2 separate regions of the Homo sapiens genome follow, and region 1 is linked to region 2. Evidence: chromatin loops called from intact Hi-C (ENCODE). Cell type or tissue: PC-9. All regions are shown on one strand. Each heading gives the region's core, and the rest is flanking DNA. Links, peaks and the distances in the headings are about the cores only.

What was found. Hi-C counts contacts between places; a loop is a spot of excess contacts. Peaks named below come from ENCODE experiments on the same cell type or tissue, not always from the same donor. Only the 100,000 strongest peaks of a DNase experiment are listed, where the experiment ranks them.
Region 1: a loop joins it to region 2, with 6 times the contacts of the local background. A loop is called at or near these places in 21 of 110 quality-filtered maps.

Annotation. Positions count from the first base shown.
Region 1 is chrX:130,187,252-130,195,882 of GRCh38, reverse strand. No RefSeq gene overlaps it. Among named protein-coding and RNA genes, the nearest start is that of RAB33A, 20 kb to the right of the region's middle. In PC-9, for the core only: CTCF peaks have their summits at 3,232 and 3,436 (motif pointing right); a DNase peak (open chromatin) is centred at 3,402.
Region 2 is chrX:129,921,037-129,929,667 of GRCh38, reverse strand. It overlaps UTP14A (UTP14A small subunit processome component), which reads right to left. Exons shown (of 15, transcript NM_006649.4): 11 at 8,081-8,474; 12 at 4,473-4,873; 13 at 3,556-3,749; 14 at 3,329-3,428; 15 at 1-332. The coding sequence ends at 60. All of the region lies in intron 2 of LOC105373335 (a long non-coding RNA gene), which reads left to right. Among named protein-coding and RNA genes, the nearest start is that of UTP14A, 19 kb to the right of the region's middle. RefSeq lists a silencer at 3,885-3,934. In PC-9, for the core only: CTCF peaks have their summits at 3,642 and 3,847 (motif pointing left); DNase peaks (open chromatin) are centred at 3,957 and 4,137; H3K27ac peaks cover 1,215 bases.

The sequences.
Region 1 (8,631 bases), core at 362-8,361, 270 kb before region 2:
CAGAGAGTAGGGATATTTTCACTCAATCTTGAAATCGTCCTTTTCTGTTTTCCCCTTATCTCCATTTTTCCCCCTCGTCTATCTTCTCCAGTATGTTCTCCTAACTAGATTATCATAACATAGAATCGAAGGAAAGTGTTAAGTTGTGTAAGTGTTTTTCTTGATAAAATAACAGAAGAGGGTATTTCTATCTAGCAAATCTTCAGTGCCTCAGAACATAAGAATCCTTGATAAATTAGTAGATACCCCAAGCTTGGAAAACTCAGCTACTTAACAAGTTGTCTTATTGATTGAGTCAAATCCTTAAAGGCCACAATTTGAAGTAATTTCAAACAGTTGATTTAGTTCTCTTGGTAACTTCCAAGTGGCTTTGCGGTCAAGTTACCTCAGTTTTGAATAATTTAAAAGAAGGACATATTCAGCACAGCTTCATTTTTAAAACTGAATGATTGGGCGCTACATGAATGATCTTCCATTTTCATTCTTTACAAGTGTCCTTTATGTCAGGGGAATTGGATAAGGAATAATACACAAATGTTTATGCATAAAATACATTTTATATTTTATCTAAATTCAAGGAAATACCATAAAGGTGATTTTCGATTCCATTATGCAAATGCAGAAACTGAGGTAACATCATTCTGAAAATAAATGGTTATCAGGAAGTACTGGCTTGTTCATACTATAGAGCACCATTTTTCCTGCTCTGGTTTTAATCCCTCTTCCCTTCTTTCTTTACTGAAAGGTCTATACTATTCGAAGCTGACTTCTGATCTGTTGACAAGTAAACAATCCTTATCTAGAGACCTAAAACTTCGTTCTCTTCATAGCTGTCTTAACATGCATATGGCCATAGAAACCAGTGCACAATCACTATTTTTGTTGTTCAGAGGAATGGAGAACTGAAAAGGACCTTGGAGGTCATTTCTTCCCATCCTTCAAATGGTGCAGGAAGCTCCTCTAAAATACCTCTTTTTTAAAAGTTTCAGTTGTTCAAGCTGGCCCATCCGTTCCTAGACTTTCCATCCCCCTGCCTTGCCCTCCCCTCCTGGGAGGATGATTTGTTCCTCAGGAGCCTGCTCAACCCTTACCCCCACGTTCTGGGCCCAAGCCTGACCTAAGAATGAATTCAGCTAAGAATGAAGGGAATGAAGTTGTCGATCTCCGGATAAGGATTGTTTACTTGTCGACAGATCAAAAGTCAGCTTTGAATAGTACAGACCTTCCATTAAAGAAAATGCTCTGATTTGATTAAAACCAGGGCAAGGAAAATGGTGCTCTATAATGTGAACAGGTCAGTACTTCCTGATAACCATTTATTTTCTGAATGACAAATTACCTCAGTTTCCACCTCTGCAAAATGGAATTGAAAATCATTTTTACAGGATTTTCTTGAATTTCAATAAAATAATATCTGGCATCTAACATCAACTCCCATCTAATCTACTAGTTAATCCTAAATGAAGCAGAGATGGGACCATTAACTTCAGGCCCAGGAGCACATCCTCCTCTCAGGGTTGAGAGAAATAGAGAAAGATAAGGGAAATTAACATTGTGGTTCAGACCATTCAGTTCTAGTCTGCTCCAACACTTGCAGTCATGTGGCCTTCGGCAGGAAGCTTTGATCATTCTGTACCTCAGAGGGTAATTGTGATGTGAGGATTAAGCATGACGGTCCACATTAAGCATATAACATTGTACTTAGTAGTACACAGCACTCGATAAATGTTAGCTGCTATTAATAATTGTCATTATTTCGGTTGGAAGCATCGAGACTGAAAACTAGATGTGGTCTGATATCATCCTTCTCATTTGGTGATCTCCCTAAATAGACAGGGAGAACAACAATGCCTGGGGTACCTCTCCTTTATCTGAGGTGCCAGGGTTTCTACCTGGAATTGGTGAGTAGGGGTTAGGTCAGCCTGTTTTGTTTTGTTTTGTTTTGTTTTGTTTTGTTTTGTTTTGAAACGGAGTCTCACTCTGTCGCCCAGGCTGGAGTGCAATGGCGCTATCTTGGCTCATTGCAACCTCTGCCTCCCAGGTTCAAGCGATTCTCCTGCCTCAGCCTCCCAAGTAGCTGGGATTACAGGCAAGGGCCACGAGGCCCAGCTAATTTTTTGTATTTTTAGTAGAGATGGGGTTTCACCATGTTGGCCAGGCTGGTCTCAAACTCCCAATCTCAGGTGACCCACCCGCCTCAGCCTCCCAAAGTGCTGGATTACAGGTGTGAGCCACCGTGCCTGGCCCAGGTTTTTTATTTATGCTTGTACCTGAAACTTTCTCCAGTACTTTAAGATTAAATTCAGAGGGTCACAGTACCTACTTTATCGATGGGGAAGGGATTAAGTACCACCTATAGATTCAAATCAGGTTATGAGGTCCATTTCTCATTCTAGTTCAACTACATCATGGCTTAGGGGCCTCTCTCTATGCCCTCTGGTGGGTTTGTTTGTTTTTCTGAGACGGAGTCTTGCTCTGTCGCCCAGGCTGGAGTGCAGTGGCGTGATCTCAGTGGCGAGATCTCAGCTCACTGCAACCCCTGCCTCCCGGGTTCAAGCAATTCTCCCACCTCAGCCTCCTGAGTAGCTAGGATTATGGGTGCACGCCACCACACCCAGCTAATTTTTGTATTTTTAGTAGAGACAGGGGTTTCACCGTGTTGGCCAGGCTGGTCTCCATCTCCTGACCTTGCGATCCACCCACCTTGGCCTCCCAAAGTGCTGGGATTACAGGCGTGAGCCACCGCGCCCGGCCAATCCTGGTAGTCTTTAAGAGAGACCACTGGCCAGGCGCGGTGGCTCACACCTGTAATCCCAGCACTTTGGGAGGCCAAGGTGGGCAGATCACGAGGTCAGGAGATCGAGACCATCCTGGCCAACACGGTGAAACCCCATCTCTACTAAAAATACAAAAAATTAGCCGGGCGTGGTGGCAGGCACCTGTAGTCCCAACTACTTGGGAGGCTGAGGCAGGAGAACAGCGTGTACCCAGGAGGCGGAGCTTGCAGTGAGCCAAGATTGCGCCACTGCACTCCAGCCTGGGCGACAGAGGGAGACTCCGTCTCAAAAAAAAAAAAAAAAGACTACCAGGACTGCCTACCTACCCAGCTTCAAAATCTGTCTCCCTGGGCAGGTGAGGTGTTTCTCAATGTCTCCTCTCTGTCCCTCCCTTCTACCAGTCTAGTAGGTTTCACAGACTCCCCTTAGGAGAGTTAAGCCCTAGTGATTTGGCAGAGGTAGCTGCAGGGCACTCCCAGCCCATTCCCTTTTATGAGTAACCCCTCTAGTTCCAGGTGTCTAAATGCACAGATTGGGACCAGGATTAGCGCCTTCTGTTTGAGCGTCCATCCCGGGAAATGGTCAGTACTGGTCAGAAAAAAACTGATAAACTTTCCTGCCTCCTGCCTTCACTAATTAGTCTTACCAGCAGGAGGCGCGCGGCAGACATGTAATCTATTTTTTCTCACTCTCATCTTGAGCCTTGTGTCCAGAGTGGTTGATACTCAGGTTATACTCGGGATTAATCTTTGGTTGTCTCTTATAGATAAGAGGCTCTTGCTTCCTAGTTTCAAGGAAACAACCCAAGGACGTTGGGTATAACTGGAACCGTTTCACTTACCCTAAGTTTAGGGCCTGAAAAGATCCACTTTATCAGGCTGAGTTCCCTGGTTACCCAGATCGCCCTGGGGTTCATACAGCTGGTTTTGAAGCTCTGGCTCAGGAAAAGTCATTTCTGATTTTAGGGCTCACTAGGAAGCCTAGGGGTAATGACCCCGTCCCCACCCCACCCCCACCCCAGACCTAGAGGCACATCAGAATCAGCTGTGGACATTCTAACAATACAAATTAATTCCTGGGCCTGCCCCCAAGATCTGCCTGACCAGAGTGTTGGGGGCTGTGGCCCCAGGAGTCTGTACTTTAACAAGTCCCTCACTGGTTTCATGCTGTTAGCTGTGAACTGGCATTTGGGAACCACTAATCTAGGGGAATCTCTGGGAACCTGTCTCAGTCCTCCTGCCCCAGCACAGCCTCTTAGGGGCATAGAAGTCAAGGGGACTTGGAATCAGAACAAGGATTTTTTGTTTTTTGTTTTTTGTTTTTGTTTTTGAGATGGAGTCTTGCTCTGTTGCCCAGGCTGAAGTGTAGTGGTGTGATCTTGGCTCACTGCAACCTCTGTCTCCCTGGTTCAAGTAATTCTCCTGCCTCAGCCTCCCGAGTAGCTGGGACTACAGGCATGCACCACTACGCCTGGCTAATTTTGTATTTTTAGCAGAGACAGGATTTCGCCATGTTGGCCAGGCTTGTCTCGAACTCCTGACCTCAGGTGATCCACCCACCTCGGCCTCTGCACCCGGCCCAGAACAAGGTTTTAACTCATGTGGCTGTGCCACTTGAATCATGCTGGGATTTTCAAGGGACTTGGAAGTGGTTCAGGAGACTAGGGAGGCCCTTAGGGAGCAAGGCCCCTTCCAGTGAGGCAATGAGGGATGCTGTATAAAGGAGGGGCCTCTTTAAGGTAAGGAAGAATTATGTCCCCTCAGGTGTTACAAGAGGATAAATACTGACCTCTCTCTGCATCTGCTGGTGACAGTTGCAGAAGAAGCTGAGCCTTGCTTTCCAGGGATCTCTCAGCACATCTGTGTGCCCTCCTCTGCCCCCAGCACGCACTGAGGGTGGGCTGAGTCAGCTTCCCTCAAGGGGTGGGGGCTGCTCCAGCTATTCTGGGCTGGGCATCCTTCCCTGGCACTACTCTAGGTGGTGGTGCTCAGAGCAGCATCTGGTCCTGGGCTCTCTGATGGAAGGACCCTGGCAAGACAGTCCCCAGGCTGGATCCGGGGGCCTGAGCAAATGAGCAGGTATTGAGGGAAAGGATAGTTTGGGGGGCCCAGTGGCAAGATGCTGTAGCCCCAAAGGCAGGGCAGCAGAGTCAGCTGGCTGTGTGGTCCCCAGCTTCTGCCCAAGGCAAGGACATCCCGGAGACTCCTTTGGCCCAGAGTTGACATAAGTGTCAACCCACTGGGCTTCCTGGAGGTATCCAGTCTGCGGCATCTGATTCAGGGAGGAATGTCCTAGACGGGCCTCCTGGGTAGTGAATGTCCTGCTGGCCAGGCCCCCATGGGTCAGGGAAACTGGCTGGGGTAAACCTGGCATCCCTACAAGAGTCCCAGAGCTGGGAACTGGCTAGAAAGACAGTGTAATATCATAGAAAGAGCCTAGACTTGACGTGAGACAGATCCCCGTTCATCGCTTACTACATTGGACAAGTCACTAAGTCTCAGTGCATCCATGTTCTTGTTCATACAATGGAAATCAGCCAGGCATGGTGGCTCACTCTTGTAATCCCAACACTTTGGGAGGCCAAGGCAGGAGGATCACTTGAGCCCAGGGGTACAAGACCAGTTTGGGCAACACAGCAAGACCCCATCTCTATACAAAAACCATTTTCTCTTTTTTTTTTTTTTTATTTGAGACAGAGTCTTGCTCTGTCACCCAGGCTGGAGTACAGTGATGCCATCTCAGCTCACTGCAACCTCCGCCTCCTGGGTTCAAGCTATTCTCCTGCCTCAGCTTTCCGGGTAGCTGGGACTACAGGCGCGTGCCACCGCACCCAGCTAATTTTTGTATTTTTAATAGAGATGAGGTTTTCCCGTGTTGGCCAGGCTGGTCTCAAACTCCAGACCTCAGGTGATCTGTCCGCCTCGGCCTCCCAAAGTGCTGGGATTACAGACGTGAGCTACCACACCCAGCCAAAACTTTTTCTTAATTAGCCAAGTGTGGTGGCACACACTTGTGGTCCTAGCGACTCAGGAGGCTGAGACAAGAGGATCGCTTGAGCCTAGGAGTTTGAGGTTGCAGTGGGCCGTCATCACACCACTGCACTATAGCTTGGGCAACACAGCAAGACCCTGTCACTAAAAGTAAATAATAAAAAATTAAAATGGAGGCTGGGCGTGGTGGCTCACACCTGTAATCCCAGCACTTTGGGAGGCTGAGGTGGGCAGATCACAAGGTCAGGAGTTTGAGACCAGCCTGACCAACATAGTGAAACGCCGTGTCTACTAAAAAAAAAAGCAAAGACAAAAATTAGCTGGGCGTGGTGGTGTGCACCTGTAATCCCAGGTACTCGGGAGGCTGAGGCAGGAGAATCACTTGAACCCTGGAGGCGGAGGTTGCGGTGAGCTGAGATCATGCCACTGCACTCTAGCCTGGGCGACAGAGTGAGACTCCGTCTCAAAACATAAATAAATAAACAAACAAACAAATAAATAAATGGAAATCATTATCCCACTCCATAAGGTTGAAGGAGCATTAAATGAGCTAGTGAATGAATGTAAAGTGTTTCAGCGCGGTGCCCGGTGCATTATAAGCATTCAAATGTTAGTAATTATTTCTCCAGGTTCTTTGTCTGTAGCACAGGCAAAGTCCCAAAGGTACAGATCTAGATAGTGAAGGGGAGCCATAGAAGAAAGGCAGGGACCAACATGAATAGTTCCAGAGACACAGTAATGCCAAATGATGCTGGAGGCACTGTCCTTCCTTTGAATCCCTCCACTCCTCACCAACCTCACAGAAACAAGAGTCTCATGGTTCTCTGGCCTCCTGGGTCCCCTTCTACTGGGTATGCTGTGGGTCAAGCCTATTCCCATATTCTATCCCTCAATCTGAGGGAGGCCTGAGCACCATCATACAACCGTGCTGTTGCCATCATTCAGTTCTGGGGCTGCAAAAGAGATCTCACTAGCTATTTGAGACCGAACTGAACAACATAGAGAAACACCATCTCCACAAAAACTAAAAATAAATTATCTGGGCATGGTGGTACATGCCTGTAGGCCCAGCTACTCGGGAGGTGGAAGGGGGGAGTTGCCTGGGTTGAGAGGTCGAGGCTGCAGTGAGCCAAGATCGTGCCACTGCACTCCAGCCTGGGCGACAGAGTGAGATCCTGTCTCAAAAACATAAAATAGGAGGCTGGGCATGGTGGCTCACGCCTGTAATCCCAGCACTTTGGGAGGCCAAGGCCTCACTTGAGGTCAGGAGTTTGAGCCTGGCCAACATGGTGAAACCTCGTCTCTACCAAAAATACAAAAATTAGCTGGGTGTGGTGGTACACTTGTAATCCCAGCTGCTCAGGAGGCTGAGGCGGGAGAATCACTTGAACCTGGGACACAGAGGTTGTAGTGAGCTGAGACTGTGCCACTGCACTCCAGCCTGGGCAACAGAGTGAGACTCCATCTCAAATAAAAATAATAATAATAATAATAAAATAAAATAGGAAAAGAAAAGAAAACTCCCAGTCATGGCCCATAGCGCCCCCATAGACCTGGCCTTACCTATTTCTTGCCACTCTCTCCTTTGCTTGCTCTATTCCAGCCATCTCCATAGTAGCCCCCTTTCTGTCCCTCAAACACGCCAATGTCACACCACCTGCCTCTGGATCTTGACATTTGCTGTTTCTGCTGCTTGGGGTTCTCTTCTCCCTTTTTCTTTTCTTTATTTCTTTTTTTTTTTTTTCTGAGACAGAATCTCACTCTCTCACCCAGGCTGGAGGGCACTAGTGCGATCTTGGCTCACTGGAGCCTTCACATTCCCAGCTCAAGGGTTCCTCCCACCTCAACCTTCCGAGTAGCTGGAACTACAGGTACGCAACATTGCACTGGGCTAATTTTAATTTTTTTTTTCTAGAGACAGGGTCTCACCATATTGCCCAGCCTGGTCTTGAACTCCTGGGCTCAAGCAATCCTCCCATCTTGGCCCCCCAAAGCTCTGAGATTACAGGCATGAGTCATTGCACCTGTCCCTGGTTGCTTTTCTTCATTCAGTTCTCAGCTCAAGTGGCATCTCTTCAAAGATGTCTTTTGTGCCACTCCAGCAATATGTTACCCTCCCCCACGTCTGTCACCTTCAATTCATTTACCCTGTTTTGTGGCTCCCAGAGTCCTTATCACTCTCTCAAATGAGCTTATGTAGGGTCCTCATTTCTTGTTTAGTGTCTGTCTCCTTTAGGAGAGCAGGACTTTGTTCATGTATGTAACCCCAGGATTCAGAACAGTGGCACATAGTGGGCTCTCAGTGAATGTTTGTTAAAAGCCTAGGAGGTGGCCAGGCGCAGTGACTCATGACTGTAATCCCAGTACTTTGGGAGGCCGAGGTGGGCAGATCACCTGAGGTCAGGAGTTTGAGACCAGCCTGGCCAACATGGTGAAACCCCGTCTCTAGAAAAATACAAAAATTAGCTGGGCATGGTGGTGGGCACCTGTAATCCCAGCTACTCGGGAGGCTCAGGCAGGAGAATTGCTTGAATCCGGGAGTGGAGGTTGCAGTGAGCCAAGATTGTGCCATTGCACTCCAGCCTGGGCGACGAGAGTGAAACTCTGTCAAAAAAAAATAAGAAAGAAAGAAAGGAAGGAAGGAAGGAAGGAAGGAAGGAAGGAAGGAAGGAAGGAAGGAAGGAAAAAAGAATGAAAGAAAGAAAGAGGAGGAGAGGGGAGGGGAGGGGAGGGGAGGAAAGAAAGCCTAGAAGCCTAGAAGTTGTCAGAGGCAATCCTGGTTAGAGGGCTCATAACACTAGGAATGTTGTCATCCTTGGCCCCTGTAACTGAAGAAAGAGGCCTGACCAAGAGGGGCCTGGACC
Region 2 (8,631 bases), core at 309-8,308:
AGTAAAACTGGACCAAAGGAAGTGAAGTCAGGGCTCCTGGCTGTCACTCCTCCAGCAACTCAATCTACAGAGCATTTCTTCAGCTGTTTTTTGTGACGTGTGGTGATTCGTTTTGGATTCCTCTGTATGACAGACAGGTCCGACCTTGAGGAAGACCGGTAGCCCACGTCTTCTGCTTTTATGGGGTTAATGATATGGCCTGGCTTGGTGACGACCTTGGGAGTAGTCAGCTTTTGGAAAGCCCTCTGGGTGTTCCATGTGGATCCTATGGGGGTCTGGATGGTCCTTTCAAATTGCCAATGGTGGGTAAATGGATATGGAAGCACTCGTACCTGGAAAGGAAGGAGAATGATTTGGTATGAGGCAGGCCTGGGGTGCAGTTGTATACTGTAATGGCAGCTTTCATCAGGTACTGTTTTGGTACAGGCCACGGTTCCACATGATGACTGCAAGTGAAGAGACTGAGAGGTCAAGGCGTCCCATTGCTCCCATCTGCCCTTAGGAATTCAATCTGTTTGATGACATTTGGGAGTAGGGGGGCCTGAGTTGGCTCTGGATCCCCCATCTATTCAACAATTCAGGGTCTGAAAAACCACCCTGACACTGCCCATCTTTGTTTTTCTTTTTTTTGAGACAGAGTCTCACTCTGTGGCCCAGGCTGGAGTGCAGTGGGGTGATCTCTGCTCACTGCAACCTCTGCCTACCAAGTAGCTGGGATTACAAGTGACACTGTCCCTATCTAGCTACAGGAGCTCCAGGGCTGTTGTCCCAGAGTGAGCTTTCCTATGTAACACTGTGACTGCAAGAATCCAGACCATTGTGTATCCCTGTGGATTTTATGACTTTTCTACCCTCTTTATGCTTTCAGTCTCCTCCTTCCCTCTCTTAGGATTGATATTTTTTTTTTGTTTTTTGAGACGGAGTCTCGCTCTGTCGCCCAGGCTGGAGTGCAGTGGCACGATCTCCGCTCACTGCAAGCTCTGCCTCCTGGGTTCACGCCATTCTCCTGCCTCAGCCTCCCGAGTAGCTGGGACTACAGGTGCCCACCACCACGCCCGGCTAATTTTTTGTATTTTTAGTAGAGACGGGGTTTCACCGTGTTAGCCAGGATGTCTTGATCTCCTGACCTCGTGATCCACCCGCCTCAGCCTCCCAAAGTGCTGGGATTACAGGCGTGAGCCACCGCGCCTGGCCAGGATTGATGTTTTAAGGAACCCGAATCCTGAACTCTACCAGGCCGTTACACTTAGTTTCATCTTTTTTTTTTTTTTTTTTTTTTTTTTGAGATGGAGTCTCGCTCTGTCTCCCAGGCTGGAGTGCAGTGGCGTGATCTCGGCTCACTGCAAGCTCCGCCTCCCAGGTTCACACCATTCTCCTGCCTCAGCCTCCCTAGTAGCTGGGACTACAGGGGCCTGCCACCATGCCTGGCTAATTTTTTTTTGTATTTTTTTTTTTAGTAGAGATGGGGTTTCACTGTGTTAGGATGGTCTCGATCTCCTGACCTTGTGATCCACCCGCCTTGGCCTCCCAAAGTGCTGGGATTACAGGTGTGAACCACCATGCCCGGCCCACTTAGCTTCATCTTCTTTTGGCACCACAGAATGTAGAGCTGGAAGGCCCTAGATATTGACAATGGTCATCTCCCTTGGCCTGAAGATTTGGCTTAGAGGGGGGAAGTGATGGACCTAAGTAAATGAGGAGCAGCATTGGAGAACAGAACCCAAAGCTCCTGTTTCCTTGCCTGGTACTCCTCCACCACATTGCTACCTTCAGACATTAAATAATCTTTCAACACTTCCCCAGTGGCCAAAGGAGGAAAACACGTAAGCAGAAAATGGGGATGTAAAAATCAGTAGTCTTTGGCAGGGTACGGTGGCTCACACCTGTAATCCCAGCACTTTGGGAGACCGAGGCAGGCAGATCACTTGAGGTCAGGAGTTCAAGACCAGCCTGGCCAACATGGTGAAACCCTGTCTCTGCTAATAATACAAAAATAAGCTGGGTGTGGTGGCGCATGCCTGTAATCCCAGCTACTCAGGAGGCTGAGACACGAGAATAGCTTGAACTTGGGAGGTGGAGGTTGCAGTGAGCTGGGATCGTGCCACTGCATTCCAGCCTGGGTGACAGAGTGAGACTCCATCTGAAAACAAAACAAACAAACAAAAATCAGTAGTCTCTGGAAACATTCAGTGGAATACTCAAGAGAAGCTAAGTACTATCAGGTGGTCCTGGTAGTAGCAAAGGAAACAGATTCTCTTTAAGTTAAGGGAATGTCTTATTTGGGTTGACGGCTACATCTGTGCTTGTCAACCAGGGCAACAGAAAAAGAGAACACCTGGACAAAGTATTCAGTCTCAGAAGTCCCCCCTAGGCACCTTGAAGCACTTTATTCTACTGCATGTTGGAACCTGCAGTAACTTATTAAAAAGATGAAAATCAGGGGAGATTCCTAGAAAACTATTTGTCAGTTTGCCATGACTGTATTAAAAAAACAAACAGACCCCTGGAAGGGAAGGGTGGTCTTTATTGAGCTCCATACTCTACCCATCACCTGGAATCCTGGCCCACTGAAGCACCCTTTCCCCCCTTCCCTTATCGTGTAACTGCCTATTTTCTAGTTATATAGGTTTAATTGGGACTGCAGTAGTTATGATTCAGTTTCTGCAGTGATTGGTTCACAAAATAAGATCAAAAAGAATGTTATTGAAATGTGTATCTTCTTACCTCTGTTCTGTAGCCATTAATTCTTTATTCCTTCCGAGGGAAAAATGTAACTCATTTCAATATACTGGCTGGGGACAGATCTCAGAATTGAAGGGAACATAAAGGTCATCTAGTCCAATCTCGTTCTTGAGTCCCCTTTACACATTCTCATACTCCCAGAGCAGCCTTGAATTCTGTATGTCCTCTAACTTCTACTTTATGTGACTTCATACAATAACCTTCGATATACTTGAACACCGTAATCACGCTCAAATTTTCTTCTCTTGTAAACATCCCTAGCTCATTATCATGTGACACAACTTACAATCTTCTCATTCTCCTGAACAAGTACCGGTTTGTCTTCATTTTTCTTAAGCTACAGCTTAAACCTTATAGCCTCTGTTTGAGCATTACCTTGACTCTAAACTTTTTTCCTGGCCAGTAATTAAAACAGCGTAGTCTATCTGAAATGATAAATCTAACAGCCATTCAGTGAAAACAACAGATTTGATTCTGCGGTCAAGATCACACGTCTCTCTTGACTACAGATCACTAGAATACTCCTCTCAAGCAAGAGAGCCAGGCAGTAACAAGCAGGCAGCTAAAGAGCTCTCTAAGCTCTCACCTGATGAGCAGCTGCGTGGATGTTGCGCTTCTCATTGATAATCACATTTGGCAAATTCTTATCTTTTCTTGGAGGACCCTCAGGGGCTTTAATGAGAAACCTGGAAAGCAAAACAACAGGACATCTGACTAGGAGCATTAAGGACTTAGTCAAAAGGGTAGGGAGGACACCGAAGGGCGAGGGGAGAACCCGGTGCCCTTTTGACAGACTTTCTTCGGCATTCTTACCGGCGTCTTTTCTTGGCACTGGGCTTTAGGCCCACACCACCCCACTCGCCCCAGCCAGGTAGTGTCAGGTCCACGTCCTTTGGCTTACTCGCCTCCACAGCTTCCCTCTTCTCTTTCAAGAAATCTCTGATGACATCATCCCCAGCAAAAGCTTCCTTTATCATCTGCCTATGGTTTCTCTCCTCTTCATCTTCCTGGGAAGAAACAAGCGAGAGCTACAGCTTGGCTTATGAGCTGTGGTTCATGGCGAGAACGCTTGAATTTCGGGTCGTGACATTTTAGCGCCCCCTAGGGGGAAGTGCTGAACAATGATGGTCTTGCGATACAAACCAGTGCACAGCCAATCATGCTCAAATTTTCTTCCCTCTAGGGTAAATATCCCTAGCTCATTATCATATGACACAATTTTAAACTTTTCAGTAAGGAAGCTGCAGGGTGGAGGAAGGAATGGCCCGTGTTAGCAGCAGGAGCTCTAAGTGGCCAGACTGTAGGCTTCCTCCAGCTTATATCCCTGAAAAGACAGGTGCCAGGACGCTTCACTTTAAGTTTCAGATTAACTGGGGAGTCTTAGACCATCTGAGATCCCACTGAATAAAACTTTCGCAACAGTTCAATGACTCACCTTCAAGTTGTCCTGCCTGGGATCTGGTCAGAACTCTGAGTTACTCCCTCTTACCTCTGAGAGCAGTTTTAGAGTCACCCCAGAGGAGTTTTTGTGGATCAGGCTTTCGGAAATAGGGGTCTTGGCAGCACCCATATATCTGCATCTATTAAAACGTCACTGGGACTAGCCTGGCCCTATACTATTCTGGACCTCTAAACTACTGAAATGTGCCCCCAGCAAAACAAAGCTTCATTACTCCTTGCGCAAGAACGACACTTTCTGAACAATGGCCCACCACCCTGGCTCTGCTCACCAGCTCCTCTATTGTGGGAACTGCCAAAGACTTCACGGAGGGAGATTGTGTGGTTAGGAGGTTCTGTAGGTCGATCATTTGCTCCTTCTTTTTCTTCTCCTTAGGGGCATCAGGGCGATTATTTGGGGTCCTCTCTGACTGCTGCCCTTCTAACACAGGTCTGGGAAGCTCCTTATTTTGAAAACATTCTTCTTTTCCCAGCTCTTCTAGCTCTTCCAGCGTCTGTACTCTCTCTGGTCTCTGTAGCAACAGGGGCTCCTCTTCTTCTGGGGCAGGTTCCTCTCTCTGGACCTGGGGAATAGTCCCCTCTGAACTTGCTTTTTGCTTCCTGGACTGATGGTTTTCCTTCAATTTCTGAGATAGTACTCTCAATTCAGACAGCACCTCCTGGCTGCCAGAATCTGGGGGAAAAAAGAATGAAAACTGTCAGAAAATGAGGTTTGTACGTTGTCTGGTCGGTAAGCATTTGTTGAGCACCCACCAAGTGCTAGGTACCACATAAGACATTATAAAAAGGACAAACGGGGAAAAGAAGATTCTGTACATTGAATCTCCTAGACAGTACACTAATCATAGCAGGCAACGGAGTTTGGTAATTAAAAGTAGCATGTGGCCAGGTGCGGTGGCTCACACCTGTAATCCCAGCACTTTGGGAGGCCGAGGCGGGCAGATCATGAGGTCAGGAGATCGAGACCATCCTGGCTAACACGGTGAAACCCCATCTCTACTAAAAATACAAAAAATTAGCTGGGCATGGTGGCATGTGCCTGTAGTCCAGCTACTCAGGAGGCTGAGGCAGGAGAATCACTTGAACCAGGGAGGCAGAGGTTGCAGTGAGCCGAGATTGTGCCACTGCACTCCAGCCTAGGTGACAGAGCGAGACTCCGTCTCAAAAAAAAAAAAAAAAAAAAAGTAGCATGTGAGATGTTGGATATGGTGGCTCACGCCTGTATGCCAGCACTTTGGGAGGCCAAGGGGGCAGGATAGCTTGAGCCCAGGAGTTCGAGACCAGCCTGAACAACATAGTGAGAACTCATCTCTACCACCTCCACCCCTCCAACAACAACAAAAAATTTCCAGGCATGGCGGTGTGGATCTGTAGTCCCACCTACTTGGGAGGCTAAGCTGGGAGGATTGCTGGAGCCAGAAGGTCAAGGCTGCAGGAAGCTGTGACTGTGCCACTGCATACTAGCCTGGGCAACAGGGCAAGACGTCTCAAAAAAAAAAAAAAAGTAGCATATTGGAAGCAGACGTCCTGGGTCCTATTCCCAGCTTTGCCAATGATCCACTGTATAACTGGGACTGTGGCTTAAGTTCCTCGTGCAGTAAACCCTGCTTGGGAAGATTGCCCCAAGTTCCAAATTTTAAAAAAGGAAGCCACTTTAACAGGTGGCTTCTCAATGTAACTTCATTGTAATTTATGCTTCACTGCTTGTAAAAACCCTATCCAGGATTTTCATCTTGACTCAAGAATTTCTACTCCATATCTTAAAGCAGTATTTCATAATCTGCTGTGGCTGAGTCAAGGGATGAAGTAGCTGCTTTATCCAGTGGATGTAGCTCACACTTTCACTGGCAACATCTGAGCAAATAACACTAGTCTCAAGAGTCTGGAGGGGCTGGCTTGGCACAGTGGCTCACACCTGTAATCCCAGCACTCTGGGAGGCCGAAATGGGTGATTCACTTGAAGCCAGGAGTTTGAGACCAGCCTGACCAACATGGCAAAACCCTGTCTCTACTAAAAATACAAAAATTAGCTGGGCGTGGTGGCATATGCCTGTAATCCCAGCTACTTGCAGGCTGAGGCAGGAGGATTGCTTGAACCTGGGAGGTGGAGCTTGCAGTGAGCCGAGGTTGCACCACTGCACTCCAGCCTGTATGACAGAGACCTGTCTCAAAACAGTCTGGAGGGAAACCTGGCAGTGACATGCTTCTAAACTGTCTTTTTCATTGACTCAAGTTGCCTCCATTCCCAAGTTGATCCTGCTGTCTAGCTTTGGCATGAAGCCATTGTAGCTCCTTAGATCTGGCCTTTGGACACATGTACGTTTATTTCTCAAGAATCAGGTTTCCTTGCTCATTTTCACTGGGGTCCGTGGCTTTCCAGTATTTTAGGACACTCTTGGAAGGTGTGAGAAAATTCAATTTATTTACTGTCCAAGGAAATGCAAATCTATCTTTCATTCTTTCATATCACAGTCAGCCGCTCTGCACATTTAGCTAGATGGCCAGTTGTTGAGGGGGCTCAAGAGAAAGCCACTAGGGTCCTGTGGTCATATATGTACACCCCCACAATCTCAGCCCGCTGTGCTGCTTTCCAAAATTCTCTCAGAAGTGACTACTTGCAATTATTAATCCCAAAAATATCCAGCCAAAACTATTAAGTAAAGGTCCCTATAATATATTCTAAATGATAGCTCTTTTAAAATAAATTTTTGTATGTGGAAACCTGAAAAAAAAAAAGGAAAAAAAAAAGGAGGCTGGGTGCGGTGGCTCACACTTGTAATCCTAACACTTTGGGAGGCTGAGGTGAGAGGATAGCTTGAGGCCAGGAATTCAAGACCAGCCTGGGCAACAGAGCAAGACCTCAGTCTCTACAAAAACTTAGCTCAGCATGGTGGCACGTGCATGTAGTCCCAGCTAGTTGGGAGGCTGAGCCAAGAGGATCGCTTGAGCCTGGGAGGTCTTAGGCTGCAGTAAGGTATGATTGCACTGCTGTATTCCAGCCTGGATGACAGAGCAAAACCCTGTCTCTTAAACAAAAAAAAGTAGAAAAAAATAATTCTTTTGCCGTGTAAAACCAGATTTTTGCCATCATCTAAATGCATTCCTATGTGAAACCAAACCAGACCTGGTAATTTGTCCAGATAGCCAAGTGATTTCTCAATGTAGCTAGTTTCCTAGGCAGGTTTTTTAGTGTCCTGGTTTATTGCCAGAATGGGAACTCTCTGACCAATCTCACAGGTGCTAACATTGTCAATAAGATCTCTTCAAGATAACAGGTAGAAAATATAACATACAAATAGAGCCTGAGTATGGAGTCACAATTCTAATTTGCCATGTGGCCCTGTGGAGTCATTCATTCCGTAAAGTCTCACCCCATGTATACACACATCAACTAGCATTAAGAAGTGCTAAAAATGCCACTCCTACTTAACCAACAAAACAAAAAAATCCAGCAACTAGACAATGTTTCCTAATGTCTCAAAATTGACCTATCTGTGTCTACAGGTGTGAATGGACTTTCAGATTTGCCATTCTACCATACGTACTTCTCCCTGGTGTGTAGGTACCAGGAACGCTAACTCATACCCTGACTTCGAGTATGGTTTAGTTATTATGGGTTTCTGAAGGCTGTAAGCCCCCAAGAACAGAAAATGTGCCTGAACCACGTTGCACGGCCATGCAGATGACTGCTTATTAAATGTCTTCGAAGAAAAATAGTTATGAATCTAATTTCTCTTCAGGGATCCAGTGTACGCACTCTTGCAAGTCCCCAGCGCCTAATCACTATGCAGTTTTGTGTGTGGGTGGACACATTTTTTTTTTCTCCCATAGTCTGTCCACAGCACTAGGAATTTCCCTCTTCCATTTGATCACAGCTCACCTTTTGTTTCTTGACTGCCTGCTGGCTCAGCATCTTGGCTGAGCTCAGATCTTTTTCTAAGGGATCGCCTTTCCTCAAATTCTCTCAACAAAATTTCTTCTTCTGCCACTGGTCTTTCTTCTCCCTCACTTTCAGAAACTCCATGGGCCTCAAGCTCTGGCAGTTGCTCAGGGTCCTCCTGGGTTGCAGCCTCTTTGGTGTCACTGGTGCAGCTCCTGAGCATCCAGGGATTCGGCCCATCTGCATTCATCTGCACTTCATTCACTACATCAGGGACAAGGAGTTCTTCCACATCTTCTGTGCCTCCCTCCTCTTCCTCACTCTCAGAGGCTACCTGGAGTTTCTGTGTCAGTTCTTTGTTCTTAGACAACTGTTCCTGCATAGCTTGGCGAGCCTGGAGGAAAGAGTCACAGCATGAGAGCCCTGTCATTAGTGACCGCAATAACACCTTTCCTGGTCCATTTCATAAAGCTGCCTCCTCTCAATTTGACTTGGTGAGTATTTCTTACTGGTACCTACTGTTTAAACTGCATATACAATGCTGGGTTAAT